Regions from separate parts of the Mus musculus genome. Here regions 2, 3 and 4 are each linked to region 1. Evidence: chromatin loops called from intact Hi-C (ENCODE). Cell type or tissue: heart. All regions are shown on one strand. Each heading gives the region's core, and the rest is flanking DNA. Links, peaks and the distances in the headings are about the cores only.

Region 1 (8,069 bases), core at 1,801-6,800:
CAGGGCTACACAGAGAAACCCTGTCTCGAAAAAAAAAAAAAAAACAAAACAAAAACAAACAAACAAAAAAATTTATTTCTTTTTAATTAAAAAAAAAAATCTTTCCTTTAGCTCCCAGGCACTGGCTCCTAACTGACTTCCTCTGCCTCTGGGTGACCAGCTAGGACTGTAGTAAATTCCTCTTTCTGCTGGACTTTTATATTCCCTTTTAAAAACAGTTTTATTGCATGTGTGTGTATGTGTGTGAAGTCACACACATGCCACAGAACATGAGTAGTGATCAGAAGACAACTTGTGGGGGTTGGTTCTTTTTTTACCACGTGGCTCTCAGGGTCCACTTGGGTTATCAATCACCTTTATCCGCTGCACCATCTTGCCTGGATTTCTCATCGAGATGACACACCTCAAAGCATCATGAAGCTGCCCTGTCAGTTCAGGTTTGCTTTGTCCTGGGCTATGCTGCTGTCTGTCCTGTCACTCTGGGGTGATATGAAAGCTTTACATTTCATTTTAATTGAATTAAAATGCTAGAGAGTCATTTTTGAGTCTTTTTTATTTTTGTGAATGACGTCATTCAATCTTCAACCTTGTGGGGCTGGACATAAAGCCTCTCACCCTAGAGAGGATGCAGCTGAGACTAAGTGAGCCACACAAGACTATTAATAGGGGAACTAGGTCTCAAACCCTGTCTCTGAGTAATGTGAAATATCTCCCATTGGCTCATAGGTCTGAACACGTGGACCCCCTACCATTGGTGTTGTTTGGGGTTGTAGGTCCTTTAGGCAGCAGAACCTTACCGGAAGAAGTGGGCCATTGCTTGGAGGAGCTAATGTGATGGTGCTATTTGTTTGAGACAGTTTCTTGTAGTCACGGTTAACCTTGATATCACTTATAGCCAAGGATGACCTTGAATTTCTGATCCTCTTCTCGCCATCCCTCAAGCCTGGGGGGGGGGGGTGGTTTACAGTCATGTGATTCCAGGGCTGAATTACGCAGTGATGAGAATCGAACCCAGGGCTTTGTGCACACTAGGTAAGCACTCTGTCATGTGAGCTAATTTCCAACACAGACCATGGAGTTTTATAGCCTGTCCTTGTGTCTTGCCCGTTCTGTTTTCTGACAAAGGAGACAATGTGGCTAACAGCCTTAGATTCTTGCCACCATGCCCGCCCAACTCATGATGGACTGTGGGCCCTCATTACTGTCAGCAAAAATAAGTCACTCCCTTAAAGAGCCTTTTCTTAGGTCCAGCAACAAGAAATGTAACTAAGTCACTGGGACTTTAGCCTCTGCTCTTCATCACCGAGTTCGAAGCTTCCCTTGTGTCTAAGGAAGTACACACTTTTGATAAGCTTTCAAAAAAGCTAAGAGAGGTACTTCATTTGAAACACACACACACACACACACACACACAAATATCATGTTTCTTAAAGTAATTACTTGGTGGATAAAATTTCTTTTGGTTGGAGGAGATCTCTATCTTGTAATTTTCATATCCTATAATTTTGTGCTGTGGGAAGGCATGCCCAGCTTGGTGTAGTGGTGTGCTGAAGGGTTCGAGCTGCAGTTATCAGACAAAGAAGGGAGCACATGTTTGGTATGACAAGCTCAGGCTCTGCTTTTTCCTGTGGGCTTCATCTTCCCAGCTTCAGACAAGGATTGGAGAAGAGGTTACATCAGGACACAGATGACTACAAATCCTGGCAGGGGAGGCTTGCTTTGAGATCATTTTATTGCTTTTATTTTATTCCAAAACAATCTTATAAATGGTCCTCTCAGCCTCTGGATATAAAAAAAAAAGCATAAGGCTGGGGCCAGCAAACATTCTGAGCCTGAGTTTGTGTCCTATCTGGGGTTGGCAGAGAACAGTTGCCTTAATAAATGGTTTACAGGGTCTCATTTGGGGTTATGTCTGGGCAGAGGTTATCAAGCCTGGGGTAAGGTTGAAGTCAGATGTGCTGGGCTAACCCAACCCTCTTACATGTCAAAGCCTGCCATTTCCAAAAGACAAGCAATGAACAGACTTCTATGTGTTTGGGTATAACACAGTCTGTCATAGCCCACGTGGCCTTTTGTATAGTAGGTAAATATCAGGGTTGAGTTGAGTGGACATTTCTAGCATACCAGTAGATTTCAGCCAAGGCCCTCATCTATACATAAGAACAGGACAGGGCAGAGAGATGCATTGCATCTTTGAAGATTCTCTAAACTCAAAATGAAAAGGGGTATGTCCTGAGAGACTTCAGATCTGAGTCCAGCAGAACCCATCCCACCACAGTCTAAAACGTGCCAAGGAGTCCCACATGCGACCTCTCTCTTTCTGACAGAATTCATCATTGCTGCCCTGTCTTGTTTCCTCAGTGCCTTCCCATTCACAGAGATGAGCCTCCTACCCTGACTGCTCATTGCTGTAATGACTGCTCATTGCTGCAGAAGCTTCTTTGTGGTTCCTTCAGGTCCTGAGACCCAACCTTGAGCTGAAGCCATTTCTCCTGACTGCCCTCCATGCAGCAGAGAGCTCGGGCATGAGGGAAGCGGCATTAAGAAGAAGAGGATTTCCTAAAGAAGGGCAGGGGGGGATGGAGAGGCCTTCACCTACCTGGAGGGAGCTGCTACTCTTCTTTGAAAGGTGCAAGCAGCTTTAGGACAACCAAAGGCCTTAAAGTATTCTTTTCCAAAAGCCTACACCCATAGGGTGGAGAGAAGTCAGTCAAGCTGGAGCTAGACCAGCATGAAGACTGAGTTTAATCCCCACAATCTATAGGTAAAGGCTGGCCATGGCAGTATAAACTTATGATCCCCGTGCTGGGGCCTCGAACAGCTGAATCGCTGGGATCACTGGCTGGCCTCCTCCAACTGGGAAGTTCCAAGTCAGCGAGACTCTGTCTTAATGACCATGTGGACAGGTGCTGAAGGGGACACGTGAGTTAGGCTCTGGCTTCCATACACATATGTAGGCACATACATGTGCGTTCACACATATGCACAAAATCTTATACACACACAAATAAATATATTTTAGAAATCATATAAAATAAATAGAAAGGAAGTGGGAAGGGGCTTGTTCTAGTTCCTCTAGAATTCTGCTTAGGATGAAAAAACAATTTTCACTCGCTCACTCTTTTTTTTTTTTTTTTTTAATTAAAAAAAAACCTGTGTTTGTTTATTTTCTGAGACAGGGTTTATCTGTGTAGCCCTAGTTATCCTGACACTCCCCCTGTAGACCAAGCTGGCCTCGAACTCAGAGGGCTAATAATGCAACACTGATAACAGCTTTATTCCCAACATCCACGAGGCAAAGCAACCCAACAGTCCACTAGCAGATGAACGTGTACACACAATACAGAAGAATATTCAGCCACAAAGCTGAAGGAGCTGTGAAGCATGCCACGGTATGGGTGAACCTTGAGGGTAGTGTGTTAAGGAAAACAAGTTAGACCAAAAAGGACAAGCCTCATGTGATTCCTCATATATGCAAAATCCAGGTAGAGTAAACTAGAGATAGCCAGGGACTCTAGGGAGTGGGAGGTGGGGGATGAAAGCTGGGGGGTAGGAATGAAGCGAATTCTATCTGTGATGATGATGAAAAGCTTTGAATATGGAAGGCATCATGTAAAATTAGGACCACAGTTAATGATGAAGACTCTCACAGTGGACAGAATGCCCAATTTTACATTTTATATATTTACCATAATGAAAATTCAAATGAAATATAATTAAGAAAAATATCAAGTATAGTTTGACCTACTTTTTGCTGAAATGTTCTTTTAATCTGACTCCAACCCCATCCTCCCAGCCAACAGAGCACACTGAAAGCATGGGTTCTCTACTGAAGGCTGCCCCAAATAGAAAGCTATGTGAACCTCCACCCAGTGTGTTGGAGCAGGTCAGCCCTCAGCCCAGGTCATGAGCTTGTCATGAATGAGCAAGACACAGAGCTTATGGGTCACTTCCTGGCCACGGTCTGGGAAAGAAGAGGCAGATGAGACCCGGTTCTGACTGCAGAGCCAGGCAGCTCCAATGAACAAGGTGACCTAGAAGTGCTTCCATCCTGGCTAGGAGCTCAGCTGACTTGCTTTATTAGCACGTGGGTGGGGTACTGTGGACATCACTGGAATGACTATGGGACGTCTCACAGGAATATACTTTAGTTAAGTGTCCACTTGGGTTCATGCAGTCTTTTAAATGTGGACTGTGGGAAAGTAGCTCAGGGCTTCCTGTTCTTCTCCTGTGTCCTGTTTACCATTTAAAGACTGTGCCTTGTCGCCTAACCAAGGCAGTAACCAGGGCTGTTCACATTTTCTCTGTATTCTTCCCAACTCAAACTACGTTTGCCATCTAGTGAGTAATCCTTGGCATTGCAGCAGTCTCCCTCAAATGCCTCATTTCTCAGCCATTGACTTTTCATACTATGGTCCCTTTGATAGTCACTTCTGCCCTGTGTTGTCATGAATATATGGACATTCAGACCCACCTGTCAGGTTTGACCATTAGAACAGAGAAAATTCTCACAAGAAGGGTCTCTTCCTCTGTTCACAAGAAGACGAACTATGACCATTAGGTATAATAAATGGTTTAAGCAGGATGACCCTTGAGAATTAGCCAGCAGAGAGAATGTGCTCAAGCAAACTGTATTTGTGCACTGTGAGGTATCCAGCATCTCTCTCAAGCTTTCTCTCTTTCCCGTGTATTCCTAAGCAAAGCCAGAAGCTTTAAGAGTTTGGGACTCTCGCTGTACATGTTGCCTAGTGGGCTATCTAGCCTGTGGTCAAGGATAGCTATAAAGTCAGCCTGATGCAAAATGTTAAACTCACACAAAGCACTATGAGAGGGTTTTCACTAACTCCATTTTACCATTCTCCAGCATAGCCTTAGTCGATGACAATGTCCTGCCTTGGTGTCAAAAGGCTTGATGTGTCTATCAGAGCATAGCATTCTGGGCTTCTGAATACACATCAAAAGAAAGAGCTGCATTTTCTTCTATTGTTCTAGCTGTCATTAAGAAGCTTCGGTTTCCTATAAAAGGTGGCCTGAAGATACTGTGTTCTATAAGCTGGGGATTTGAAAATGAACACTGGCTGGGACTTGCTCAGTGGGTAAAAGGTGGTTGTCACACATGTCTGCTGACTTAAGTTCGGTCTCAAGAGTCCATGTGAAAGAACAGTGGGAGGCGAGAACCAGCTCCATAAAGTTGTTCTCTGAACTCCTCACATGGGCTGTAGCGTGTGTGCCTATGCTCCATATATACAATAATAGTCCTTTTTTAAAATAAAGTACGGGCCATTGAGATAGCCCAAACGGTAAAGATGCTTGCTGCCCAGAGCAATACTCTGAATTCAATCTCCAGGATTCACATGGTAGAAAGAGACAAGTGAGTCTCACAAGTTGTTTTCATACTCTCTCTCTCTCTCTCTCTCTCTCTCTCTCACACACACACACACACACACACACATACACACACCTGTGCATAAATGTTTTAAAAATAAAATAAAAAATAACAACTAGTCACTCAGAATTCTTGAAGAATTCCCAGTAACATTCTCTGGCTGGAACCTTAGCATTCCTAAATACCGATGACTCTGTTTTGAAAAACATACTGAATCTTATGTGTATATTTGCTTCTAAGACATAGGTACCGGTACCCCCACAGTTATGAATCAAATGCCCACAATTTGCCAAGCTGTGGACTGCATAACTTAATAGTAATTATGTATATATATATATGTCTATGTATCTATGTCTGCACATATGGATACACATATTTAAATAAAATCCTATTTAAAATTACATAGTCTCATTATGGTAACACCCTTTTCTAAACTTTGGTATAAGTCACTTCCTACACCCTCTTTCATGAGATCAGCAAGATTTATTTTAAACTGCCTTCTGTCCTGCAAAGGATGATGAATGGAGAAGCGGAAGCAGACACGTTTCCCTCTTTACTGCCCAATTAAGTGTACCATACAGCATAGCGCTCAGATCCCATAGTGATAGCTGGGATCCAAGAGTCATCCAAGCTGAGTGAGGAAGGCTGTATGGAGGCATTTCGTTTGTCCCCAAAGCCCCATGGTCTGCTTGGATGGTGATGTAGCTGCTACTTGGTTTTATTTCTTTATTTTTCTTTTGCAGGGAAGGCCAGAGATATCGGGTGTACATTGTGATACCGCTGCTGCCGGGATTCGAGGGAGACATTTCCACAGGCGGGGGGAACGCTCTACAGGCAATAATGCACTTCAACTACAGGTACCCTGAACACCAAGGAGGGAGCTACAGTGTTTCTACTTATTTGCTCAGTAATGCGCTTTTAAACCTTAGTCTTTACAGGGTAATGAAATTCAGATGTCGCAGTTATCCATGGTGGCTCTGTCAAGTATAACAGCACCAAAAAACTAGTCATTCTGTGTATGTCTCTTTCTGTCTCTGTCTGTGTCTCTGTCTCTTTTCCTTCCCTCCCCTCCCCTCTTCTCCTTTCCTTCCCCCTCTCCATCTCACTATGTGCTGCCTGGAACTTGCTATGTAGACCAGGTTGACCTTGAATTTCAGAGACACTCCTGCCTCTGCCTCCAGAAGGCCCAGCTAGTGCCTCTTTTGTATTCGTTTTAATATATCATATTAGTGAAAAATATCTATGCACTAATCCCTTTATTGTTTCCAGGAAGTAGAGAAAAATAAAACAGGAGAAGTAAGTGCGAACACAATCCAGGTACAGTTTGAGCGCTTTCAGTTAGAGCAGAGAGGACAACCTGAATATGTTCTTTGTGTTTTACACTTTTCTAATCATCCTTTTAGGAGTTATGAGGGGGAAGAATGAGACTTTATAGTGGACCAAACAGAGATGGGTTCAGGGCCTTGGGCACACTTGGGTGGAGGGCGACATGCACCTTGCTTGGCTTCAAAGGACCCCAGTTGCCTCTGACAGTTTGAGGTGCCTTTGGGTGGGATTGTGGTAGTGTTTGATGGCCCAGGATGTCCTGAAACTCCCTGTGTAGCTGAGGCTGACTCTGAACTTGTGATCTTCTTGCATTTACCTTCCAAGTGCTGTTTGTCACCGTGCCTGGTTTGCAGTGCTGGGGACAACCCCGGTCTTCCTGCCTAGTTGTTGGTTTTGTTCTCCCACTGACTGCTACCTTGTGCCTGTTCACCTGCCAGGATTTTACCTGAATGATTAGTACTAATGCTGTTTCCCAGGGGTGAATCCACCTGGCTACAATGACAGCCTTTGCTCTACACATTCTGGCTGAAGATGGGTTCATCTCTGCTGTTGTCTGATGTGGGACATAGCCCTGTCATAGTTGGTGATGTTTAACTGCACTCTGTCTGCTTTCTTGGCAATTCAAATATTACTTTTGGAATATTGTCTGCTGTGATTATTTCCTATGATTGTTTCTTGATATTTTTGAACCAGCTGAATGATATACACATTTGGCTGCTGTTCAGCAACCCAAACTATAACCTTTCATTATGAAAAACATCTCTATTTGAAGGCTATCAGCCTTCCCAGGCATGCTGTATTGTTAATTACTTTTATACAACAGGCAGATGGAACAAAGAATTTTTGTTTTCTTTCCTTTTTATATAATTTTATTATCACTCCAGATCAAATATTTTCAATTTTAATTTTAAAATTTTTATGAGCACATACTAATTGTAAATAATACTGTGTTTGCTATAACATTTTCTTACAAGCATCTAATAATTTGATCATATCTACCCCCCACTTTTGTCCTCTCTCACTCAGGCCACCTCGACCTCTTTCCAACTAGCCTCTCTTCTGCTTTGCTTTCTCCTTCCTCTTTCTTTTGTGAACCTGTGAATTCCTTTAGTGTTGTTTGCGGTTGCATTCGTGAGAGGTGATTTGTGGCGGCGTGAGCATCCTGGTGGCATGCCACTGAAGAAAATGTCCCCTGTGACATGATAGAACCTCAGGATGGCTGGTGTCCCTTGCTTGTCCGTTAGAGTCATCAATATTTAACAGCTTGAGAGACCAAAAATCCTCAGCAGAGCCAGTTATTTAAACCTTGATTTTTCTCATGTCCAGGTTTTTGCTGACTCGATGGAAATAGCCCAGT
Region 2 (8,069 bases), core at 2,044-7,043, 400 kb before region 1:
ACTCTGAAGGATATACAAACATTCAGGTATCTCTAGACTGAACATGGAAGTTGCTTCTTAAAAATCCTAATAAAGTGTGGGCTGCTAAGCTGTCTCAGGAGCTAAGAGCTTGCAGTGTTCCGGCAGAAGGACAGAGTTCAGTTCCCAGCACTAACCTGACACAGCTCACAGCCTGTAACTGCAGCTGCAGGAAACCTTACACCCCTGGCTTCCAAGAGTACCTGCACTCACATGAAGGGGCCCACACAGTTATACACATAATTAAAAAGAAATTTCCTTTTAAATCCTAATAAAAAGAAATTATTTCTCATTTGTCTGTTCCTGAACCATTTGAGAAATGCGTCCAAGCGACTAAACAAATAGACAAGAGGAACTGGAGAGAAGGCTCAGGGGGTAGGAGTGCCTCTATGCCAGTGTAAGGGCCAGAGTTCAAATCCCCAGATCCACTTAAAAGCCTGCTGTGGCCACAGGCTCCTGTAACCACAGCACAATGGGAGGTGTGGGACAGGAGGACTGTTGGGTTTGTGGCTGCCAAGCCAGCTCCAGGAGGGTGCCTGTGTTAAGAGAATGAGGCAGACAGTGACAGAGAGAACTCTGACTTTCACACCAGATATATATGTGTGCACACACATTCACAAATGAAACACTCTACTCTTGGAGTTAAAATATGTTTCTTTACTTTATATCTCGTGGGGAAAATAATTTTTACAAATTGAACACTTACACATTAAATGGGTCTTCCTGCCACTGTGAGGTATTAAGGATGCCCCTCCCCATCTCTGAGGCCCTCCCCTTACCCTCAAAACAAAAAAGAAAGGTGCTGGGTTCTGGGATATCTGCAGATAGAATCTAGTCAGATGGATGTTCTTGGAGTTTCACTATCTCATAGGACATAGGGAAGTCTTTGGAATTTCTGTTACCAAATGAAACTCAAAAAGTGCAGCTGATGTTAATTAAATCCACTTATCACAAAAATTTTTCTAAGTGTTTGCTCACTGCAAATGGTCATTCCTGCTGGTTTAGTCTAGAACAATTTGTGACTAAATCTAACATTTGATAATTGACTGGGGAGGCGCTATGTCTCACTATACAGCATATATATATATATATATATATATATATATATATATATGTATGTATATATATATATATATATATATATATATATATATATATATATACTATGCCCAGCTCTTGGCTGGAATTCCCTATGTAGACCAGGCTTAACTCAAACCTACAGAGATCCACTTGCCTCTGCCTCCTGAGTGCTGGGACTAAAGGCGTGTATCAACAACCACTACACCCTGCTTGATAATTTATCTTACATTTTGATAGCAAGACTACTTAAATTCTTCAGAAGAGTGCTGTAGCTCCACAAAGACAACCTCAGAAAGTCCCTTTAAAAGAAGGCCTAAATGAGCAGGTGATGTGGATGCCAGAGGTGTGATTTTTTGTTTCTTCCAATTCTATGAATGCCTTTCTTCTTGCATTCTAATATTTACACTTTTGGGGGAAAGGAGACCGAGTAGACAAACTGACCTGGAGTGTAAGCCAGGCTAGCATCTCTTGATCTTCCCACCTCTGCCTCTTAGATGCCAGGATTATAGGTGCAAGCCACCATGCCCAGCTATGCTACTTTATTACACTGAAATGGCTGTACAAATCAGCTCCTTTACCAGCAATTCCTACATATACCTATTCCAACTAAACTTCTAAGCTACAGGTCTGCTCATCAGTGCTGACTGACAAATGCGCACCTTAAGCTGTAAGTAGCTAACTTTCCACTCTGTTTGGAGAAGCAGACTGAGGCACACCTACCCCAGACTTCAAAGTCTACTTAGAATAGGAATTCAAGAGCTAGCTGAGGCTCTAGCACTGTAGTAGAATATGTGCCTCCAGTGTACACAAGGCCATGGGCTCAAACCCAAATGTGTGTGTGTGTGTGTGTGTGTGTGTGTGTGTGTATGTGTGTGTAAAAAGTAGACTTAAAACATCTTCTGATTGTAAAGAAATACACTTAACTTGGTGATTCAAAAAGCAATATGGCTCAGTTGAAGGTCAATAGACTTGGGAGTCTAAAAGTTCTATGTTTCAAATTTAAGTTTAAAATAATTTGGAAAAAAGGAAAATTCAAACAACAATTCTTGAGTCACGGAGCCACATTTGAAACGCTCGATTACATGTGCCTCCTGGCTACAGGAGGACAATCTAGACAGAACCATTCTATCCCTGGAGAAACCACTGAGCCATGTTCTGAATTACTGGTACCTTGATTTCTGTGAACTTAGACGCCCTTGTTTATAAAACGTACATTTACTACAACTGAAATCAAAATATTCAAAACTTAATCGAGTAATGTATAAAAGGCAGAAAACATGTTTATCTAAGAAGGAATATACTATTAGTACAAGCTCTAACAGGCATGTGGTTCATACCTGTCACCCAACATCCAGGAGGCTGAGGCAGGAGGTCAAGCTTGGAGAGGCCAGCCCAAGCCTGTCTCAAAATACAATGCCCAAAAAAACTTTCCTTACAAGCAATTAAGTGTGAGTGACCCTTCCGGGTGGATCATGAGAATTTTAAGAGTTGGGCAGAACGGGCACAAATGCCAGTGTAACAAACAACCAGGAGAGGTGCTGGTGCTCACGCTCTGCATTCCTTTAGAAGCCCCAGAAGACAGAAGACGGGCTCCTCCAAACATCCCAGGCTCTGATCACAGCTATTTTTAAAGGGTCTTAAAAGATTACCAAAATGTCTTTCTGGAACTGTATATACTGTCATTAGATGCTACCAGCCCCCACCCTACAAGATCTCGACAGTGCTAACAGATGCTAAAGGAACACGATCTTGTCACACAAACGCTTTTTCTCATAAGCATCAAAATAAAATGCTTGAAAAGCACATGCAAGTTTAAGGACAATACTAAGAGAGCAACTTTTTAAAACAATAATCAACGAGGCCTCACTTTTAGCCAGGCTGCCGCGTATCTCGCGTCTCGGTAAGCATGAACTCCGGTTGGCCCTCCTGGCCAGAAGCATGTCCAGGGACTTTACCCTCTTCAACAGCTGCTCCCAGGGAGCCAGGAAATTTACTGAACCCAGTCTTTACTGCATCCACAGTCAGCCTCCAACGAGGAGCGAACCAACAGCCCCCACACCAGTCACAAAACCAGGTCAGAGTTGCTATGCATGCATGCGCTGTGTGGCATAACTCAAGTTCCCAGGGTCCCAGCCGATACTTGGAGATGCGGGAGCGCCACGCACTCAAATCTGAACAGAGCAGTGAAATTTTGCTCAAAACCTGACTTTCTTTTGTACTGTTTTGTTGTTGTTTTAAAAAAGAATGTTATTCCAGAATGGATTCCTTTTCTTCCGGGTCTGTCTGCTCCTACTAACTCTCTGCCACAACCAGGGTGCCTCCCCTTTCCCAATGCCCCACCTCTTGCCACATTTATAAAAAAAAGAAAAAAAAATGGCACATTCCCTCTCCCCTAGCTTCTCCTAGTAAGGCCTGGAAACTGGAGGAAATTCAAATCAAATTAGTTGCACATTAAAAAATAAACAGACAAGCAATCAAGGGTGCCCACCCAACAAAAGCCCTCGCCAGTTCCAAAATATGATTAAGCCTGGGAGGGAAGAGGGGGAGGGGGACTAGCCGGGATGGAGATAAACGTGTGCATTTTTGGCCCCAGCGTCAGCCTCATCGCGGCCAAATTCTACATTTTGTTTAAAGAAAACGCTGGGCCTGAGAGAAAAGAAAATAAAAAGTTGTAACTTTTAAGGAAGTCTGCAATCCGCACTGTCTGGATAAAATGCCAGTGCTTCCTTCGTCTGGGATCGCCGGGTGGGAGCCGAGATTCGAAAAATCTCCAACCCCAGCCGTTCTCTCCGGGAAGGCGCCCGGCCAGCGGCGCCGCCCGGCGGCCCAGCCAGGTCTCCCGGGACGCTCGCAGAGTCCCCCAGGCTCCCCAGGCCGGGCGCTGGGGACGCTAGGCGGTCACGGCCCCGGGCCCCGGGCCCCGCTTTCCGCGAGGACTGACAGGCCCTTCCCACGGCAGCTCGTTCCTGCCTGCCATCCGAACCAGACGGTCCCCGCGGCCCGCCCAGCCCGCCCGCCGCCTCGGGGCGCGGATTCCACCCGCTGGGTCTCCCGGCCGCCCCACCCCCGGCAGGGGCGCCCCTCGAGCCTGACCGACTGACCCGCGCTCCGCTGGCCCACACGCACCGGGTCGTCCTCTGCTTCCCGCCGCGCCCCGCTCCCCCGCCCGAGCCTGCAGCCGCCTGGCTCGCCGAGTCCAGCCGCGGCCGCCGGTTCCCGCCCCCAGCCCGGGGGGAGCCCAGGGGGCAGGACGGGGAGGGAGGACGTGGCGCGCAGAGGTGGCCAGAGGCGGGCGGGGAGTGTCCCCAAGAGGCCCCGGCGGGGGCGGGGGCGACCGGTCGCCCAGGGACCCTCCCCGCGAGCATCCCGGGTCCCGGGTCACAGCCCGGCACCCCCAAGGGGGCCAAGGCAGCCCCGAATCCCAGCTCTGCGCGCACGCACGCCCTCCTCCCTCCACCATATGGAAATCTACAGCCTCCCAAAGTGACACGTCGAAGATTCCTCGGCCTGGCCGCGCGCCCTCCCCCTCCCAGGCAGCGGTCCTGCCGCGGGGATCTGGGCGGGGGAGCGGATTCCTCGGAGCGACGGCCCGGGGAGGAGGGGAACTGCGAGCCCCGCATCCTCCGCTTTCTTCCCGAGCGAGCGGGGGCTGGAGGGGTCGCCCCCTACCCGGCCGGGAGCTTCGGGCAGCCGAGCGGTCGGGGCGCGACCGGGACTCGGCAGCCAAGTTTTCCTCGGGCATCCCCGAGTGCTCCGGGGCCGGGAGCGCACTCGTGCAGACTCGGAGTCCGGCCGGGCTCCGAAGCGCAGGGACCCGAGAGCGACTGTGGGTGGCACGTCCCCCGGCAGCCCGCCGCCGCTCCCGCACGCCTTACCTCCCCTCAGGCTGAAACGGGGCTCCGGGTGCCCGCAATCCGGGTCGCCCACGCCGTCCCAGCCAGCCGCCCGCGGGATCCCCGCCGTCCCCTGCGCCGCTCCCGCCGCTGCTCTCCGCCGCCTCCTCCGGCCGCCGCCGCTGCTCAAATAACTACCAGGAGGGTTTGATGGGGGATTCCGCCATGTCAATGATGTCGGGACCACATGGGGATTCGGGCCCCGCCCACTGCCGTAAGCCTCCCAGTACACGCGCAACTACAAGAGCAAGCTCGCGGTAGCTCGGCGAGGCCTCCCTTTACCATAAGCCAAGCCAGGCTACACACAGCGGGGCTTCTCTTGTCTGAGCTGAAGAGAACTGGGAGACTCTGAATGAGATTCTGGAATCATCACTGCAAATGCAGTATTTGCTCAGTAATTACTAAAGCTGACTTGTTATTTTTCACTTATAACACATATTTCCTTTTCCAATTGTAATTCCCAGAAGAATCTTTCAGTGATTTTTTTTTTATTCTTTTAACTTCCCACAGCATTTTGCATAAGCAAATTTTATGATACCAAAATTTAAATGTCTATTGTCCCTTTCAGTTCCGGCTAGACATCTTTACTCGAAAGACTAAAGACAGTTCCTTCTAGTTTTTATTAATATTTAGTTTGGGCATACTTTATTTCTATTGTAAAAATGAATGTGTGTGTGACCTCAGGTATACACATGCCATGGTTTTTGTGTGAGTTTTAGAAACTTAAAAGTCCTGTCTACCTTACACGGGTTCTGGGACTCCAACTCTGGTTGTCAGACACGGTGGGCAAGTGTCTTTACACACTGAGCTATCTTGTTGCCCCTAAAGACTGTTTCTTGTCATTTATCTGGATTGTATGTGTCAAATGCAAAAGGATCTACTAGCTATCGATTGTGTATGAATTAAATATATACTATATTCCTGCTGCATAGGCTCTGTCAAAGATTAAGGGGTTGTGCCATACTGCCCGCAAATTAAAAAAAAAAAATTTCTAGAAGCAGGGATATTAGATCAAATAATTTACCCTCCTCTGTTACTTAGTTATTCTGAATAATTCCACCAGCATCTACTATTATAGTGTTCCACAAAGACCAAAAGGGTTCTGTCACTCTTGTTGTACATAAAAACAGGAAATACTACTTTATTAAAACCCAAGCAAACATATGAACCCTAACAAACAGTTCTTTTCCTCATGGGATTTACAATTCTCTTTTATTTTTAAGATAGTGAGTGCAGCCAAGCTGAACCCTCTCTCCTCAGTGACACTTTTCATGTCAATGTCCCCAAAGGGCTCTTGTACCCATCGTTCTAAAATACAACTCTAATCTTAGATCTTAGCCCTATCTGGGAAGGAAACATGCTTTCAAAGCAGTGGGTTCCCCAATGCCCACAGAGCTCAGCTCCCTTGCTTCAAGATCTAGCCATGCAGTCTGAGTTTGGACCAATGCCTCTCCATCTTCCCCTAGCCAAGCCCTTCAGCCTAGTTTAGCTCCCGGAGCTCTCAGAGGCACTCCTGACCCTTGTGCATGCCTTCTTCCTCCTCTCTGTCCAATGTCATCTTACTCATCCCAACTCGGCCCCTCCCAGCCTCCAGCCCGTAGCTGTTTTCTCCTTAATTATTTTCCGTTCTCATGTTGCTTGGAAGCTGTCCTTTGTCTCTTCCACTTGGCCGAATGGTGTTCACTTCTTTTTCTCTATATCAACCTAGAACTGTCCTTTGATTACAGAGCCTCCCCCCGCCATGACTATATTGATTGTAAAGCACTGGGGAAGCTGGAAGGACTAGATAAATGTGCAAACTTCAGTGGGAGAAAGGTTAAATCTAGGGACTGACAAGCAAAGCAATGATCAGAGGAGACAAGATAGACAGGAGGACAGACATCTCTGCCTATTTCTCCCAACAGATCTACTGGATTTCTTTCTTCGAAAGAGTCACTGTGGACAGGTGTGGTGACACCTTCCTAGTAACCCATCTGGAAGCTAAGAGAGGTCAGACCAAGGCCAGATGAAGATAGGGGCTAGTCTCAAGTCTCAGCTCTCAGAAAGAGTCAATGCATACAGGGTGCACTAACTTCAAAATGCCTGTCAGTATATATCCTCTCCGTGGTTTAGCCATCCTCTTAGCCCAGCCTCTGAGACCAGTTTAGTACTAGCAAAGAAACATCGTAAATGCTTGGAACACGTAGCCAATACATATACACAGTGCATCAGGAAAAGCAGAGACATCCTAACCACACACAAGTTACCAATGGCCCCTGAGCCTGAATTTTCTTATAAAATTATGCCATTGTTTCCTGCTAAAATCACAATCCACAGCACCTGACAGTAAATAAATATTAATTCATCCTTGAATGAGTGACCGAGTGAATAAAGTGCTCTCTCCTAGAGCTATTAACGAGACAGAAAATTAGAAGCTTCAAAGAAAAGGACGGACTTTTGATCAAGGCTCCTGACTACTGAGGGAGTTAGCTTTCACACAATGGGCAACATTGGGATTATTGAGGCATGAACTGATTGAAATGGGTTTCCAGGATGATTGTTTTCACAGTGGGATATAGAACAAAGCTGGAGTGAGAGGGGCCTATTCTGCACTGAGTTAGGAAATGATGAAGATTGGGTCCAGAGTCATGTTTCTGGAAATGGGAACAAGGGCCTCAAGCCAGATTGATCAGATCCACTACCGAGCTGTCAGCAATCTGGGCCACCTGCCCTGCATTCCAAACCATGCTTACAGTTAAAATGGTGCTCCTGAGGAGGGTAGGTTAGACTTAAATCCAAAAATAACACCCAAATGAAGATGCTTCAAAATTAAGACAATAACACTGTACAAAGGTTGGGAAACATTGTCACTACAAGGAGAGTGTTGGTTACCTCACACAAAGCAAAAGGAAGCAAAGTTAGACTTCTCTGGTCTGGATTTACATAGTAACAAAAGGTAGGCAACACTGACCTAAGGGGAAACAGGAAAGCCTGAAGCCTTGTACCCAACGATCTGCAGCCTTTGGACTTGGGCGGCTTTTAAAGGTGGATGTGGCTAGGTACCCAGCTTCCTACGAGCCCTGCATCCTTCCTCCCAGG
Region 3 (8,069 bases), core at 1-5,000, 770 kb before region 1:
AGCCAGCTTCTTTGGAGCCTTTTTAATTAACTAAATGACCAGTAAAGATCAAACACAGCCCTAAAGTACCCAGTAATCTTCTAGGTTGAAGGCATGCCTGGAAAGCGACTGAACTGGTTAGGATATGGCCTGGCTGTAGAAACCTCAGGACAGATGTGACAGAAAGGCAGCTGGAACTCAGCAGCGACAGGCCAACAGTCCAGCCACAGACACTTTCGGTGTTTCATCGAGAGACTTGCTTTCTTTCCGCAAAATGAGATCACTGTAGCCTTTCAATGATCTACCTGGTATCAGTTTGCAGAGATCTAGAAGACGTCCAGTTTCTAAATATTTATGCAACAATTGACAATTTTCACCTTTGTTATCTGGTCCAGGGGTGTAAAGCCAAGTGCTCACAGGCTGTGTGCAGACCAGGATAGCTATGAATGCAGGTCAGCATAAAAATCACAGAATATCTCACCTACCAAATCAGAGTGGGTGTGCCCCTGTGTGTATATGCGTGTCTGTGTGTGTGTGCATGTATGTGTGTGTGTGTGTGACTGTTCTTTATGGTAACTGGTTATGTTTTTCTCAAGTGAAAAACATAACTCTATACATGATAACATAATATCCCATCATCAGTGGAACCTTGCCCAAAGAATGTATGAAATCTCCAGGCAATGAATGAGGGCAGCCCAAGAAAGAGGCCCGCAGAGCCATACCACAGGGCTGCCCCACCCTGCTGGAGCTCAGATCCTGCCACTGCTGCAGGCCCTGGGTACCAGGTGTAGAGTTGGAGGAGGTCTTGCCTGTGGGTCTAGGTCTTTGGTGCCTACCTCCTTGATATGGCCCCAGTCCTCCTTTGCTTGTTTGCTAGTTTTATCATGTTTCCCAGGCCGGCCTCAAGTCCAATATGTAGTCAAGAGTGATCTCTAACTGTGCAACCTCCTGCCTCCAAGATCTGCTGAGATTATAGGCATGTGCCCCCCTGTCTGATTTGTGTAGAGCCAGGCTTCTTGTACATGTGACAACCATGCCACCCTCAGCTCTGTCCCAGCTCCATTTCTTCCTTTCTGAATGCAAGCATTTACTTTGTGTCCCTATATTCTAGAATGTGCAACAGTGAAGAATTTGCTCTGACTTTCAGGATAAAGTTTGAACTAGGTTCACCATGCTTGCTTTGTCCAGATTGCGACTGTCACCCAGTCCTCTGGCTCTTCCATCTGTCTGTCCACTCCACCTACCAAGATGTTGAACACTTGTTCTTTTTAAGATGTTGGTGCCTGGAGTTTCATTAGAGTAACACAAAACTAACTAAAACCAAACAACTCCAAAGGAGCCCATATGTGTTTTAATGAAACATTTTTTAAGCCTATTGGGGGCCTGAAGAGATTGCTCAGAGGAAAACAGCACTTCCAGAGGACCCAGGTTCAATTCTCATCGCTGATGTGATAGTTAACAGCTGTAACTTCAGTTCCAAGGGGTCTGACTTTCTGCCCTTTGCTTGCAATGCATGTATGTGATACACAGACATACATTCTGACAAAATATATCCATACACAAAAGTATTTTTTTAAAAGCTTATTTGAATGTAAGAGTATGGCTAGCTGTCACTTCTGATACCCCTTCTTATTTTTTTATGACTCAAGCCCTTATAAACTAGCAAATAGAAGTCACAGCTACCACTTGAATATAAGCACTTGAATACCTCCTCTCACTAGAATACAACATAGCTTAATAGTAAAAATCTTGCCTTAGTAAAGTACTTGCATGTCATGTCTACATGAACCAAATGAATGTATTAATTAATAATAGACATAATGATCACATCGGAAAGGCTGTGAGAAATAATGGAGAACATTTGAAAGCTCAAGATGGAAGGGAAAGGCACTTGTCAAAAATCTTGACAACCTGAATTTGACCTTTGGCAGGGCTGAAAACTAAACCCAGGGTCTTACTCCCAGTAGGCATGAACCCCCACACTGAGCGGCACCACAGCCCTAAGGTTTTAAATGGCAGAAACAACTGAGCGCTTTTCTAATTCCTGGTCCCCAAGTCATCACTGATGGCAAAATTCACAGCACTTCATCTTGTCTGCCAAGCTGGCAAGCGAAATGGTGTCTGATTTCTTTTTTGTTTTTTTAAAGATTTATTCATTATTATATCTAAGTACACTGTAGCTGTCTTCAGATGCACCAGAAAAGGGCGTCAGATCTCATTACGGATGGTTGTGAGCCACCATGTGGTTGCTGGGATTTGAACTCAGAAACTTCAGAAGAGCAGTCGGTGCTCTTAACCACTGAGCCACCTCTCCAGCCCCAGTGTCTGATTTCTAATGTTTGTGTTGAACGTATACATTCTTTGTCTGCTGTTAATTCTATAGTAATCTCCTGTGAAAGATTTTATAACGCCCAGGCCTGGATTCAACCACAATCCAACAGGATCGGAATCCTGGGGTGGTGCTCAGAGATCTTTTTGTGCGTGCATTTTAGTTTTTTAAAGTAATTAGCAGGCAGCCTGCAGGACACATCTTTGCCAAAATGTCAAATGCTGTGACTTATAAATTAAATATTTAAGAATGCAGCATACCCAGAGAAATCATTAGATGTTCAAAGATTTAATTCGTGTGCAACATTAAATGCCATGACTTGTTTAAACAAGCACACCTAAATATTCTTTCTTCTGCTAGAATCTGAAGCCTGTGATGCAGGAAGCAAGAATGGAGAGAATATTCTAGAATAAGAACTTTCTGGGCGATTGTGAGCCCTTTAATAAAAGGCATGAATACTTATCTGTTTGAAAGAGAAATCAATTTGGGGTGGGGGCGGGGGTTGTCCTTTCTTTGCTGAGTTCTAGCCCAACAAGCCATCTGACTTGAAGACTAAGACGAGCCTGCCACCTGGGCAAGCACAGGGACAATGATCCCAGGGCAGAGGCCAGCTCTGCTGTTTTGAGAAGTGTCTAGGCAAAAGCTTTCTTTCTTTTTTTTTTTTTTTCAGACCAAAAGGGGCCTCTTTAATGTCACACACCATTAGTGCCACCAGGTGGCGAGGTTCCCTTAATTTCTTCAGTATCAAGTCTTTTAAAAGTGTATGAGTATAAACATCTTCAAATTCTCGGGTTTAAAAACAAAATCAAAAATGAAAAAAGGTCGCTTACCTTTAGACCATAGGCAACTGGAGCTAAAGACAAGAGATAAGCTGGTGTACCCCGATGGAGCAGCAGGCTTTAACTGAATCTGTGAGGAACAGGGTGGGGCTTCACATGGTAAAACTGAATCTGAGGTGTGTTCTTTTGCCTGTTTGGGTTGTTGCTGTTGTTACTGCTTTGTTTTGTTTTTTTGTTTTTAAGTGAAACAGAATTTAAGTCTTTTGGAAGACTTTTGTAAATTCTCTTGGTCCCAAGGGAGGGCTCTGTGACGTCTGGAGTCTCAACAGTTTGGTCTTTGCCCTGTCTCCTGTTATTATAGACTGTGGCCTTTGCCACTCCATCACTGCCTACTGTTTTTCTTGGAGACAGGGTCTCTCCCATTACGGGCAGCCAGCAGTGCCCTGAGAGTCTCTTGACATGTGGCCATGAAGGCTTTTTACAAGGATGCTGGGGATTTGAACCCGGGTTCTCATGCTTGAGCCATAACTGCTCTTACCCTAGAACTGTCTCCCCAGTCCAATCACTGCTACTATTTTTTTTTCTTGGCAAATCAATTCAGTTCTTTAGTTTTCTTTCAAGTATTGTTTTACCTATTTATCATATTTATCACTTTCATTATCAATGTTAGAAATTTTGTTTAGCCAGCCTTTTTACTTATTCTTGAAATAAAGGGTTAAATAGATATTTTTTCAGTTGTGAGACATGAAAATCTTAGAAAGAATTTTTCTTTTCTTTTTCCTTTCATTTTAATAGCAGTGAATCTAGAAAGAGAATTATTTTTCATGGTGATTATTTCAAATGTATTGATACCATTTTGTGGGCTGGGAAATGTTAAACTTTGTAAACTCTGAAACGCACAAAGTGTTGCTTTGAATTTCACCTTAATAAAAATAACATCAAGTATATGCAGTGCACTTTCCTCTCCCCCTCCCCCTCCAGCTCTGCAAGGTACAGTCATCTTTTGTCTACTAAGACTGATGGTTCTGATTTCCATTGTTTTATATTTTCCTCTTACTGTGTGTGTGTGTGTGTGTGTGTGTGTGTGTGTGTGTGTGTGTGTGTGTGTCTGTGTGTGTGTGGTGAACTGCTCTTTACACCCGTGGGCTCCATGTATTCCTCTGAATTATATAGTGCTGCACACATTTTGTCAACCGTCTGAGGGTCTCAGCACTTGATCAGTGAATGTAACCCATTTCTACTTATTGTAAAAAGCAGTAACACAGGAGCTCATTTGTATCTCTTTGCTCCCAGTTTAGCTCTCACTGTGTACTCTCTCCCCAGCCTCCTAGCTTCCGTAGGGTAATCTGAATGCTTTAAAGGAAATGTCTTAGTCTAATTTCCAGTTGCTGTAATAATACACGCTGTCGAAAGCAGCTTAAGGGAGAGAGAGTTTCATCTGTAGTCCAGGTTACAGCCCACCATTGCTGGGAAGTCGCAGAGGCAGGAGCTTTTGAGAACTGGACATAGCCACACTGAAGAACAGAAGAGCGTGGATTAAGGCATACTCAATAGTTCTCACACATCTTTATTTTTATATAGTTCAGGATCCACATTAACTAACACAATTAAGATAATCCTTCCCAGACAGTCTCACATTCTTGGAGGTCCAGCTTCCAGGTGACTCTAGACTATTTCCAGTTGACAGTTAAAACCATCACAGGTAACTTTACAACTTTAAGGCTTTGTTTTTAAGCTTTTTATTGAGTCCCTGTGACTTTCCCACCATGCACCCCAATCCCACTCATCTCTCACCCCCCGCCCACCAAAAGAGAATAAAAAAACCAACAAAACAGAAAATATCTTGTTACGGAAGCTGTAGTGTGTCGCAGTGGTTCCACAGCACACCCTTTTGTCCACACACGTTTACTCGCAAACGTTCGTTGCAATGAGTCATTGGTCTGGCTTCTGCTATGCTATCAATACTGGATCCTCACAGGGACTCCTCTTTCTTATCCTGTGTCATGGAGATCCTGCAGCTTTGGATCTGCAGGACAAATCCTTTCCTGCGTCCAGCAGTTCATAGATGGGGTAGATGTTGAGGTGGGCCAACTCAGAGCCCTGGAGCTGGGCCTAGGTGGGAGCTGAGCTGGCCAGCTCACCAGCCCTTCTGCATTCACACTGCCAGGGTGAGCTTTCCAGCACTGGCCTGGCTAGCTCCCCCAATGCTGCAGCTGGCAAAGGGCAGGGTCAGCTCTCCCACTCTCAGACCCTAGGTACTGGCTTACCCTTGCTTTCCCATCAGGGCCAACACTTCTGTGCCGCTCAGGTAAGGTGCAGGGCCCGCTCTCTCAAAACCTGCAACCAGTTAGGGACAAGACCAGCTCGCTGACTGTCTCAGGGGGCAAGGACGGAGGGGAGGAGAAGGTTTGTTCTTAATACCTGATCAATTTTTCTTACAAGACCAATAATTAATTTTTTTCATCTAAGTTTAAATGTTATTAATCTTCGAATCTCTGACTCTTATCTACCTACCCTGTACAAACGAAAAACTGCAAGTTTCTTGTATTTCATTGAGGTATCTTCATATTGCGGTTGAAACCATCAGTTTTACTGCTATTGTTGTCGTGATTGGGAGTATTGAGAACTTAGACTTTGCCAGAGCAATGGATTCCTACATTGTCCGGATCGTACATCATCACAGAGTTGGCACTGTAGACTTTATTCACTAAACTCAGAGATAAAGAAGCAACCCAGTGAGAGATTGTTTTCAACCCACCTCTCATTGGTGACATGGGAGCTCTCTCGAAACTGCTCCCTCACCCCAGACCTGAGCAACCTCTAACAGGAAGGAGAGCACCTCTGACCCTATTGATCTCTGAACATGGCTGACATCACCAGTCTCTTTTCTATCCCCGAGGCATGGCAGTACTGGGATGGCACCAGCTTAGGGGGCGAGCCTGGGATCTGTGTTAGTTGCTACCTCGCTTGAAATGATGAGTCTAGCTTATGTTCTTCCCAAGCTTATTGGGAGACTCAAGAGAGACTACATGTGCAAGTTCTTAAAAACCACATTGCATAAGTGTCTTCGAGGCATTGTGGAGAGCAGAAAATACTATTTCATTATAGCAATTTTGAACCCTTTTCAGCTGGCAGACTTTAAGGTGAGAGTTGTATTCATGACTGAAGCATCAGAGCTTCTTCACTTCCTTCCCTACTTAAAGTTGTCATTTGATTTTTTTTTTTTAAACAAATGGACCAAAGGACATAGAACATAAAGACCCGGGGACCAGAGAAGTTCGATGTGAGTGCCATTCTCTCTTTTATGTTCCATGGACAACAAACTCCGAGGAGAAAATCGCTACACAGATTACTTGTACTTGAACATGAGCACAGACTTCATTAGGAAGATGATAACTAGGACCTTCCTCTCCTCATTATCTTTTCTAGAACAGGTTGTCTTTAAAACCAGCAAGAGGCTTCCAACGAGCAGAACATCCACGCTCTCTTAGTGACTTCTGTTGCTAGGGCAGCACCCCTGACAACAGCACCCCTGACAACAGCACCCCTGACAACAGCACCCCTGACAACAGCACCCCTGACAACAGCGCCCCTGACAACAGCACCCCTGACAACAGCACCCCTGACAACAGCACCCCTGACAACAGCACCCCTGACAACAGCACCCCTGACAACAGCGCCCCTGACAACAGCGCCCCTGACAACAGCGCCCCTGACAACAGCGCCCCTGACAACAGCGCCCCTGACAACAGCACCCCTGACAACAGCACCCCTGACAACAGCACCCCTGACAACAGCGCCCCTGACAACAGCACCCCTGACAGCAAGGTTGAAAGGAAGACCTGATCCCTCTCCAAGTCTGAGACTAGGGTCTGCCGCGGGAAGGAAGCCATGGAGGATCCTGATGGACCAGATGTCACATGGGGGACAGAGGGCAGCGAGTCATGTTTCCAGAGGCAAGAGTGACAACTGCTTCTACCCGACTCCCTTCCTCCATTTTCCTCAGCCTGGGACCCCAGCCTGTGACACAGTGCCACCCTGCTCAGGGCAGATCATATGACCTCAGTTAACTTAATCTAGAAAAATCTCAGCTGTCCTTGGAGATGTGTTCCCATAGCGATTCTAAATTCTGTAAAATTATCTCGATAGACCATCACAGCAATAACAAAAAAATTCTCTCTAGCTTTCAAAATATAGGATTATTTATATGTCCCTTCATGTGTTCTCTCATTAAAGAACTAAACCAAATAAGTATAAAAACATACCATATTCTCTTATTTTCCATAAATTTTACTAAATAAAATATAGACAGTATTTGTTGGAAAACTATGGAAAGTCATTTTCTACATTCTTCACATGTAGTAAATAAACACATTATCCTTTGTAATAATATGGTAGAAAAGTATAATTCTCTATGTTATAATGATAGAAAATTATAATAGTTTTATATATGATGATATGTTATAGATAATATAGACATACATAATATATATAATGGATCATATAAGTATAATAACTGAGGTCTCAATTTCTATATTCCAACAAAAATAAAAATAAATTGGCTTACATTAATAAAAAGACTTTTTAAATTTGAGACAGAATCTCTTTATGTGGACAAGTGTGGACTTTTACTCACAGTGATCCACCTGCTTCTGCCTTTCAAGTGTTAATTAGTGGCAGGCGCCTAAGCCTTTTTTTTTTTTTAAAGAACCCCAGAAGCACTTTATTTTACCACACTTCTTATGGAATTGGTATTTAAAAGAATTCATCATCACCATCATCATCGCTATTATTACATGTGTGCTTGGGTCAGTTCTCTGCGTTCACTGTAGCTTCCTGAGATAGAATGCAGGTTGTCTGGCTTGCAAGTTACCTTTGCTCACCATCATTAGAGACTTAAAAAAAAACCCCAACAACATAGTAACACTTTAAGTATTTTCTGTTTGTGAAGATGAGGCACAAAAATAAGTTGGTTTACTTAG
Region 4 (8,069 bases), core at 1,911-6,910, 130 kb before region 1:
TTTTTTTTTTAACTCATAAATTTCTCTATAATTAAAGCTAAATTATCATGATTGAAAAAAAAAAGGACACATAATTGAAGGTGAGCAGCCTGTGGACTGAATGACTTGTTAGGCAGTCCAACTTGAGACAGAATTTGCTTGGAATTTATACTGTTTTGTGTAAAACCACAATGATGTAGAGATCTTAAACAGGCTGGAGAGAGAACACTTGCTGTTCTCTCAGACAACCAGAGCTGGGTTCCCAACACCCTCATGGCAGCTCACAGCCACTTGTAACTCCAGTTCCAGAGGATCTGACCGGCTCTTCCAGCCTCCTCTGCCATTGGCACACACAAGCGCATTCAAACATGTGCACATACACATAGAGTAAAAATACAACATAGCTTTTAAAACACTGAATATATACTTTAGAGAGTTTTAGACACATGTACTTTCAATTGTGTGGTGTAAATTCTCAAAATGAGGTTACGTTTTCAGGGGTTAGACTAGATTTCAAAGTAATTTGCAGAAGTTAAGGAAATAAGCCTATAAAAGTGAGAGAAGCAAAATAAACTCACCACACAGGAGGAACCCTGACAGCTGCTGTAGACCGGGGTAGACATAGCAACAATGAGTACCATTGTCCTTTCCGGTCATCCTGGCAACACGAGTCACAGATCAAATAACCAATGCCAGTTGGCAGGCATGGAGGGCAGAGGACAAAGCCCCATGTTAGCTCGTCCCTCTAATTCCAAACTAATTGCTTTAGCAGAGGCTTCTGTTTGGGTTATGAGTGATGGAAAATTAAACAGGTGTATACTGTAAACCTCATAATTCACACGTTGACAACCAGAAGGGCTGTGACTGTGAATAGAGCCTGCGGAGAGGGTGGGGTGGTCACTAAGCTCTACCCTCACTGGGCTGTGACTGGAGTGGTGACGAGGGTGGACACTCCTGGACTCATGGCTGAGGATCCACTGTGTGGGTAACAGTTACCTCAAGCCAACAGGGTCTGGCTCAGCGTGGGGGTCAGAGAAGATATTGTTTTACAGGGCAGCTTCTGCTGAGGTCCAAGCAGAAGTTGAGTTGCCTGCCTTCAAGTCTGAGTCACTGAGGATCAGGTACATGAGGAAGGACATTGCTTGTATCAGTGGAGGGATGAATCTGGTTTTGAACTCTGCAACCAAATCCAAGTCATAGCATAGTGAAAACCATATTTGCTTTCTATTTTATTATTGTGGGGAAACCACACCATGGCATACATATGGAGGTCTGAGGACAACTGTGTGGTGTTAGTTCTGTCCATCCATCTTTTCATGGGTCCTGAGGATTGAGCTCAGACCACCAGGCTTCCAGGCAAGCACCTTTACACAATGAATCACCATCTCTCCCTGGGTCTCCTTTTCTGAATGCCATTCCTAAGAAACGTCTTATGACTTCCTCTTTCTTTTTTAATATTAATTTTTTATTTTTAATGCAGAGTCTCATGTAACTCGGGCTAACCTCTTTGAACTTAGTATTTAGCTAAGGATGACCTTAAACTTTAATTTACATATTATTTTATCTTTTTCTATCTGTAGGATTGTATGTGGTATGAGCTGGATGTGCATGCAAATGTGCATGTGTGTGAGTGTAGACATTCACCTGTGTGGACACCAGGGGGAGAATCTTGGTTGTTATCCTCACCTTCCACCTTGTTTGAGATGGCAGTTTCTTGTTTTTCACCTCTGTGTATGCCAGGCTGGCTAGGTGGCCCAGATGTCTAGGGATTTTCCTGACTATACCCGTCTTCCCATGCCCCTCCCCGAGAGCATTGGGATTGCAGATGTGCACTACTGCATCTGGAGTTCTGGGGATGCTAACTCCCATCTTCATGCTTGTGTGGTGAGTGCTTACCCTTATTTACTTTTACATTCATTCATCCAACATTGTATGTATGTGTGTGTGTCTGCTACCATGTGTATAGAGGGTAGAGGACAGGTGGCAGAGTTTGTTTGGTTCTCTTCTTCTACCATGTGAGTCCCAGGGTTCAAATCCAGCATCAGGCGTGGTGGGAAGTATATTTATTTTATGAGCCATCTTGCCTGGAAGCACCCATATTTACTTGTTTTTGTTTTGAGACAGGGTCTCTAGCCCAGGCTGGCCTAAGTAGCTGAAGATGACCGTGAACTTTTGATCCCCCTGTTTCTACATCCGAGGTGCTGGGAGTACAGGTTAGTCCTACTGCATGTGATTTATGCTGAGCTAGGGACTGAACCCAGGGTTATGTGCATGGCTAGGCAAGCGCTTTATCAAGTGGATTTTATCTGGGCCCCAAACTTGAACATTTAAAAACACTAACATGTCTGTCCGTGATGTCTTCTCTTCTTCTTTGCCTCGTCCTTCCTCCTCGAGTCTCCACCATGCTTCCCCGTCACACTTCAGCGGGTGAAATCAGAGGGCTCCTGCCTTCCCCATGGCATGCACATTCTGCCAGCATCCCAGGCTGAATATGCTTCCTCAAAGGATGCTCACTGCTATCCCATGTCCTCTGCTGGGGCACCCCTCCCCTCCCCTGTCATTTCCAGCTCTGTCCTGGATTGCTTCTCTGGAGTCTACTGAGGCCTGCCTCAGGCAGTCCTGGTCTGCTTACCTTCTCCAGAGTCTGGCAGAGCACGTGCCAGTCCAGTACAGTGTCCCTCTGTGGCCAGTGGAAAACATCGCACAACCAACCTTGGATACATATCGATTTAGATTATATACATCCTTTATATAAAATGACACGATATGCCTGAAACTTACATATCTTTCATAGGCTTTAACTGGCCTCAGCAAGATTCCTTATGAAACATGGTATAATACATATGCTATTTAGAGTTGCTACATTGTAGGTTGACTGTTTTACAGCATGACAGCAACTGTGCTGCAGCTGCATAGGGGACAATGATAAGAAAGGTCCAGACATGTTTGGACATGGTTTTCCCTCAGCTTTTACCCCATCTGAGGTTGGGATAGATGTGAAGGGTCAGAGCTCATGGTTAGGAAAAGGGACTTACTTTAGTTTAGACCCAGCTCTGTGGCTGTGGACAGTCAATACGTTCCCAATACACTTGGATGGCTCTCCTGTCATGTGTTAGTCAGGTACAGTAAAGGGGACATGAAGCTTAAGTGAATTTATACTGGTAGTGCTCCTCGCATCCAGACCCGACTCATAGCAGAAGCTTCAACAATGCCTGCACTGTTAAGCTAAACACTTGGGCATCTTTAAAAGCTGCATCCTAATGTAATTTCATTTTGCTGGGGTTTAAATATTTGCCACCCTTAGTGAAGTTGACTTCAGGCTTTTATTTTAGAAATATTAACTTCTTGACTCTAGCTGCATATGTATCAAAAGATGGCCTAGTCGGCCATCACTGGAAAGAGAGGCCCATTGGACACGCAAACTTTATATGCCCCAGTACAGGGGAATGCCAGGGCTAAAAAGGGGGAGTGGGTGGGTAGGGGAGTGGGGGTGGGTGGGTATGGGGGACTTTTGGCATAGCATTGGAAATGTAAATGAGTTAAATACCTAATAAAAAATGGGAAAAAAAAAACAGGGCCACTTTGAAACTCATTGAGATAGCTCAGTCAGTAAAGTGTTTTTTTTTTTGAAAATACAAGAATTTGAGTTTGATGTAAAAACCCATTTTTTAAAGCTGGATGTGCTAATAACAATAAAAGCTTGGCATGCCCCCCAGTGCTTGCAATCCCAGCTCTGAAAAGGTAGAGACAGGTAGGTCCCCAGACTCACTAACCAGCCAGCCTAGCCTCATTGGTGAGTTCTAAGCCAGTGAGAAAAATCTGTCTCAAAATAAGTATGTGGCACCAAAGGCATTGAAGCTATCCCCAGAGCTCCTCTACCTGCAAACACACACAAAATAAATAAAAATGAAAGAATGTTTAAATAAAATAAAAGCATTATCCCACAAAAAAAAAAAGAAATATTAACTTATACAACACAAAAGGGTGTCTTTTGTGTGAATACAGTCTAGCACACTTCTGGACGCACCTGTGGAGGTCAGAGGATAACCTCGGGTGTGGGTTCTTATCTTCTTGCACCACATAGCTTGAGGAAAAAGTCTTTGTCTGTCCCCCTACCCCACACAATTATACACTGCTGTGTGCCAGGCTGTTTGGCTCCTGAACTATCTGGGATTCTTTGTTTTCTACCTCCCACGACTCTATTCGAGGGCTGAGATTATACACACAAGCTGCTATGCCCAGCTGTCTCTGGGATCTTGGGATTTGAACCCATGTTCTGCCCTTACACAGCAAGTGTTTAACGAGGCTGTCTTTGCAGCCTGCATTTGCTTCAGCTTTTAAGACATCTCAAGTAGACCAGGCTGACATCATACTTTACAGCTGAGAATGGCCTAGAGTTTATGGTCCCTCCTCCTCCTGCCAGCCCCTTCCAAGTACTGGGATTACAGACGAGCTACCACACCCACTGGTCCTTTAGATCAACCCCAGAGCTTTGTAGGTACCAGGCAAGCATGCTATATCCCAAAGCTTAAAGGGAAATACATTTTGTTGGAAAAGATAAATCCTAAAGATAGCTTATTTATTTATTTATTTATTTATTTATTTATTTATTTATTGCTGTAGGGTTTTACTGTGTAACTAGGACTGACCTCAAACTCAGGGTCCCCTGCCTCACCCCGTGGAATGCTTCTGGAATTAGATGTGCCCCCACATCCAGGGAGAAGAAGCTTTAGAGAATGAAGCTATGTCACTAGCTCACCTAGCTGAGTCGGGGGTCTATCTGAGACTTCCTTGGGAATTCGAATGAACTGTTTTTTATGATTTATGTTGGCAAACTCAAGCCACATGAAAGAGATGACTTTAGGTTTAATTGCTTTCTGGCATCGATATTTCCCAGAAATCTACTTTTGTAGGTGAGAACGTTTTAATGATTCCTAACTGCACTTCAGTGTTAAAGGGACTGGCTCTTCCTGTTCTTCCACTGTCAAGCCCTCTCCTTCCCCTGAGGTCTCTTAGAACATTCCAGGCGTCTCCTGTTTCTGCCAGCAGGTGGGGTACTGGCACTTATAAATCCACTGTTACTTGCTCCAGCCTGGTTTTCTTCTCTCAGTGCTGGGATTCTCCTGTCTTCCCTGATTTTTATCTCCAGGAGAAACTGTTGGACTAGGGCCTGGATTAGGGAGATGAAGAGGTGGATGTTAGATCTGAGCTGTCTCTGGGTTTGCCTGCCTGACGTTGTGGCGCTAACAAACACAAATCCCTTATGTGTCATAGGTGTTGAGTAACTTAGCTTTATCATCTAAGTTCTGCTCGGCAGCAAATGAATCAGGTTTTCCTTGCCTTGTTTGAGCCTGTGTTACACTACAGAGGAAATTTAGCTTACTATGTTAAAGTAGATCCGATTTAAGTAAATTAGAACTTTATATAAAAATAGCAAGTCTTTGAAACATTATTCCTGGGGTTGAAAAGTAGGTAACAATTGTATTTATTGTGAGTAGGTTATGTTAAAAGGCTGAGTGAACTGTTTAGGGTTTAGTCACTTGAAAAAAATTATCAATTACTTTTATGTAGAATAAAAACTGAATTTAGTTTGTTTATTTTGAAACCAAGGTATATGATATTAAGAAACAGTAATGATGCATTTGAAAATATCTTTTTAAGGAGATATGGTGGTATATGACTTTAATCTCAGCACTCAGGAGACAGAGGCTGGTAGATCTCTGTAAATTTAAGGCTAGCCTAGTCTACAGAGTGAGTTCCAGGACAGCTAAGGCTGATAACACAGAGAAACTTTGTTTGTTTGTTTGTTTGTTTGTTTGTTTGTTTGCCAGTACACATGTGTCTGAATGTATGTGTTCATGTGGAGGCCAGAGGATGGCACCTGGGAGCCGGTTCTCTCCTTCACCCTGTGGGACCTGGGGCTTGAACTCAGGCCATCAGTCTTGGCAGCAAGCGCCCTTTCTTGCTTAGCCATCATCCTGGCTCCTTGTGGGGAGGATCTTTTTATCCTACAAATATATCTTAAGTGACAAACTGATATAAAGAAAGCTGACTTACAGATTTATAGACAAATCAGACCTGACATTAGGAGGCTCTTTGACAGATTTTTCTTGTGACCTATATTAATATTTGAGCATTTGTAATGAAGTTTTCAGCTTGTTCTATATTATGTAAAAAATGGAAAGCTAGCGACAGTATGAGTCTGACTCTCAGAAACAATAATGCTGTATATCTTATTATACAGTCTGAAGTTACAGTGCTGTATGTTTCAGGATCAGCACCCAACTTAGGCAACACTTATAAAAGTCATTTCATGGCCCCAACGGAGGGGAGACTGTACTGCCCTTGTTTAACGTGAATCAGCCTTTTAGTGCAATGTCTAGGGGACACAAGTGAATGACAGTTCTCTTTGTTTTAAGTGTGTGCTCTGGCTTTCTTCGGCAACCAGTGCAAAACTGAAGCCTTAGCTCTAGTCTGTGTGGCTTTTCTTTTCTCACGGCAGAGTGTCTACTTAGCATATGGGGCGTGGTTTCAAGTTCATTATTGAAGCTTATAGGCTAAAGTGCTCTGTGGGCTTGACCGGCTTGAATTGCCTTTAGGGAGCCTGCCAAAGCTGAGCTTGGGAACAGGACGGCTTCCCCTGTTTATGTGGATTTGTAGGGTAGCCAACTCCCCCCCCCCTCGACTTTCAACTGCTTTGGACATTAGCTTCATAGGAAGAATTCATTCTTTAGAGTAAAATGGAGCACCGCTTTTTGCCAGGGGCCCCAGGTTAGTAACGCTTTGAACTTTCTGTTTTGTGTCAGATTTTCTTTCTGTGCCATCAGGGAGTTGGAGTGTCAGCTAGGAGAAGGCTTGTGCTATTGCTGCGTTAGAAAAGAATACTTTTGATTCTGTTGATCCTGCGGGGCTGGGGAGGGAGGGGGTGGCTACATTTTTCTGACTACGATATTTTTTCTGTCAATCTAAATGGAGCCAAGAGGAAAGAGCGTATTCGTGTTGGAGTCGTGGTTTAAAGGGTTGTAATTGTTTGTAAGCATTTTTTGCTTCCTTTTTTTTTTTTTTTTTTTTGGTAATGACTTTCTCTGTGTCCTCCCAGTATGGCTAGGCAGAACTCTGGTTTTATGCATGGTGATGTTATTTTAGTTTTTGAGCTAAGAGGCGTGTTGTATTCTAGCAAGCCCCACCTCACACTCCACTTGTTGGATATGGTTTTCCCTGGGGCCTGCTCCTCGGAGTTCTAGCTGATCAGATGTCATGTCATTTTTACTTTATAGACTGTCCTGTGAAATACCTACAGAATGACTGATACGGGTGGAGTGTCCAGGTGGGCTCAGAGGGGACCTGGGTCCTCCTGGGCTTGTTGCTGTTTTTATTCAAGTAGCTCCCTAGAATAAGAGGTCACCCTAAAGTACATATGCCCGTAAAATTGGAGTGTGATGTGCAAGACATGAAAGTAGTGTTAATAATAATAATAAAGAAATGAAGTCAATAAAATTAAGAGAATAGCTCCCTCAATTTCCCGGAGTTAAAGAGCTCAGTTCATTTGCCCCGGAGGCATCTGGCAGGAGACCACTCTACAAGACAGGCTCCGTTTGACACTGTTTCAAAGTGTGTACTTCTTGGGAACTGGCTTCTCTTTGCCTTGTATAGGTAAGGTACATCAGTTCAAATGGATAAACGAATATTTTAAAATATGCTAATATATGCTATTGTGTGTCTACTAATGGCTAGTCTCTTCTCTTTTTGACCCAATGGGACAGTCAGTGCATCAGCGTCTGTTTTATCATCTTTTTCATTTAAGTATTTTTAAAGATGGAGGAAAAATGGAGACAGAAGTATTCGTGTGTTCATGTGTTTGTGTGCATGTGTGTGTGTGCGCGTGTGCGTGTGTGCAAGCACATAGTCTTTAAGGTACTAAATTTTAAGGACCTTGTTATTTCCTGTCTCCGCTGAATCTGAAGCTATAAAGTAAAGGCTGTAAGCCATTACAGATTATGACCATGGACTTTACACCCCTAAGATTGGTAGTACAGTTACATTACTGCCCCCACCTCCCCAGATATGCCCTTTAACCTCAAATCTGCCAG

The links. Peaks named below come from ENCODE experiments on the same cell type or tissue, not always from the same donor. Only the 100,000 strongest peaks of a DNase experiment are listed, where the experiment ranks them.
Region 2: a loop joins it to region 1, with 2.3 times the contacts of the local background. A loop is called at or near these places in 6 of 42 quality-filtered maps.
Region 3: it touches region 1 in a loop (9-fold over the local background); 2 of 42 quality-filtered maps call a loop at or near these places.
Region 4: a loop joins it to region 1, with 8 times the contacts of the local background. A loop is called at or near these places in 21 of 42 quality-filtered maps.

Annotation. Positions count from the first base shown.
Region 1 is chr3:28,103,606-28,111,674 of GRCm38, forward strand. It overlaps Pld1 (phospholipase D1), which reads left to right. Exons shown (of 27, transcript NM_001164056.1): 22 at 6,130-6,243. Among named protein-coding and RNA genes, the nearest start is that of Gm42196, 69 kb to the right of the region's middle. In heart, for the core only: a CTCF peak has its summit at 4,343; a DNase peak (open chromatin) is centred at 3,986; H3K27ac peaks cover 443 bases.
Region 2 is chr3:27,706,147-27,714,215 of GRCm38, forward strand. Fndc3b (fibronectin type III domain containing 3B) reads right to left here and starts at 4,306. Exons shown (of 26, transcript NM_173182.3): 1 at 4,200-4,306. In heart, for the core only: CTCF peaks have their summits at 3,956 and 5,108; DNase peaks (open chromatin) are centred at 3,115, 4,335, 5,155 and 6,485; H3K4me3 peaks cover 3,092 bases; H3K27ac peaks cover 3,044 bases.
Region 3 is chr3:27,335,634-27,343,702 of GRCm38, forward strand. Tnfsf10 (tumor necrosis factor (ligand) superfamily, member 10) reads left to right here. Exons shown (of 5, transcript NM_009425.2): 5 at 1-4,032. The coding sequence ends at 34. Among named protein-coding and RNA genes, the nearest start is that of Tnfsf10, 23 kb to the left of the region's middle. In heart, for the core only: a CTCF peak has its summit at 3,019; no DNase peak of the experiment used is centred there.
Region 4 is chr3:27,977,587-27,985,655 of GRCm38, forward strand. All of the region lies in intron 2 of Pld1 (phospholipase D1), which reads left to right. Among named protein-coding and RNA genes, the nearest start is that of Pld1, 43 kb to the left of the region's middle. In heart, for the core only: a CTCF peak has its summit at 5,018; DNase peaks (open chromatin) are centred at 5,035, 5,905 and 6,565; H3K4me3 peaks cover 736 bases; H3K27ac peaks cover 341 bases.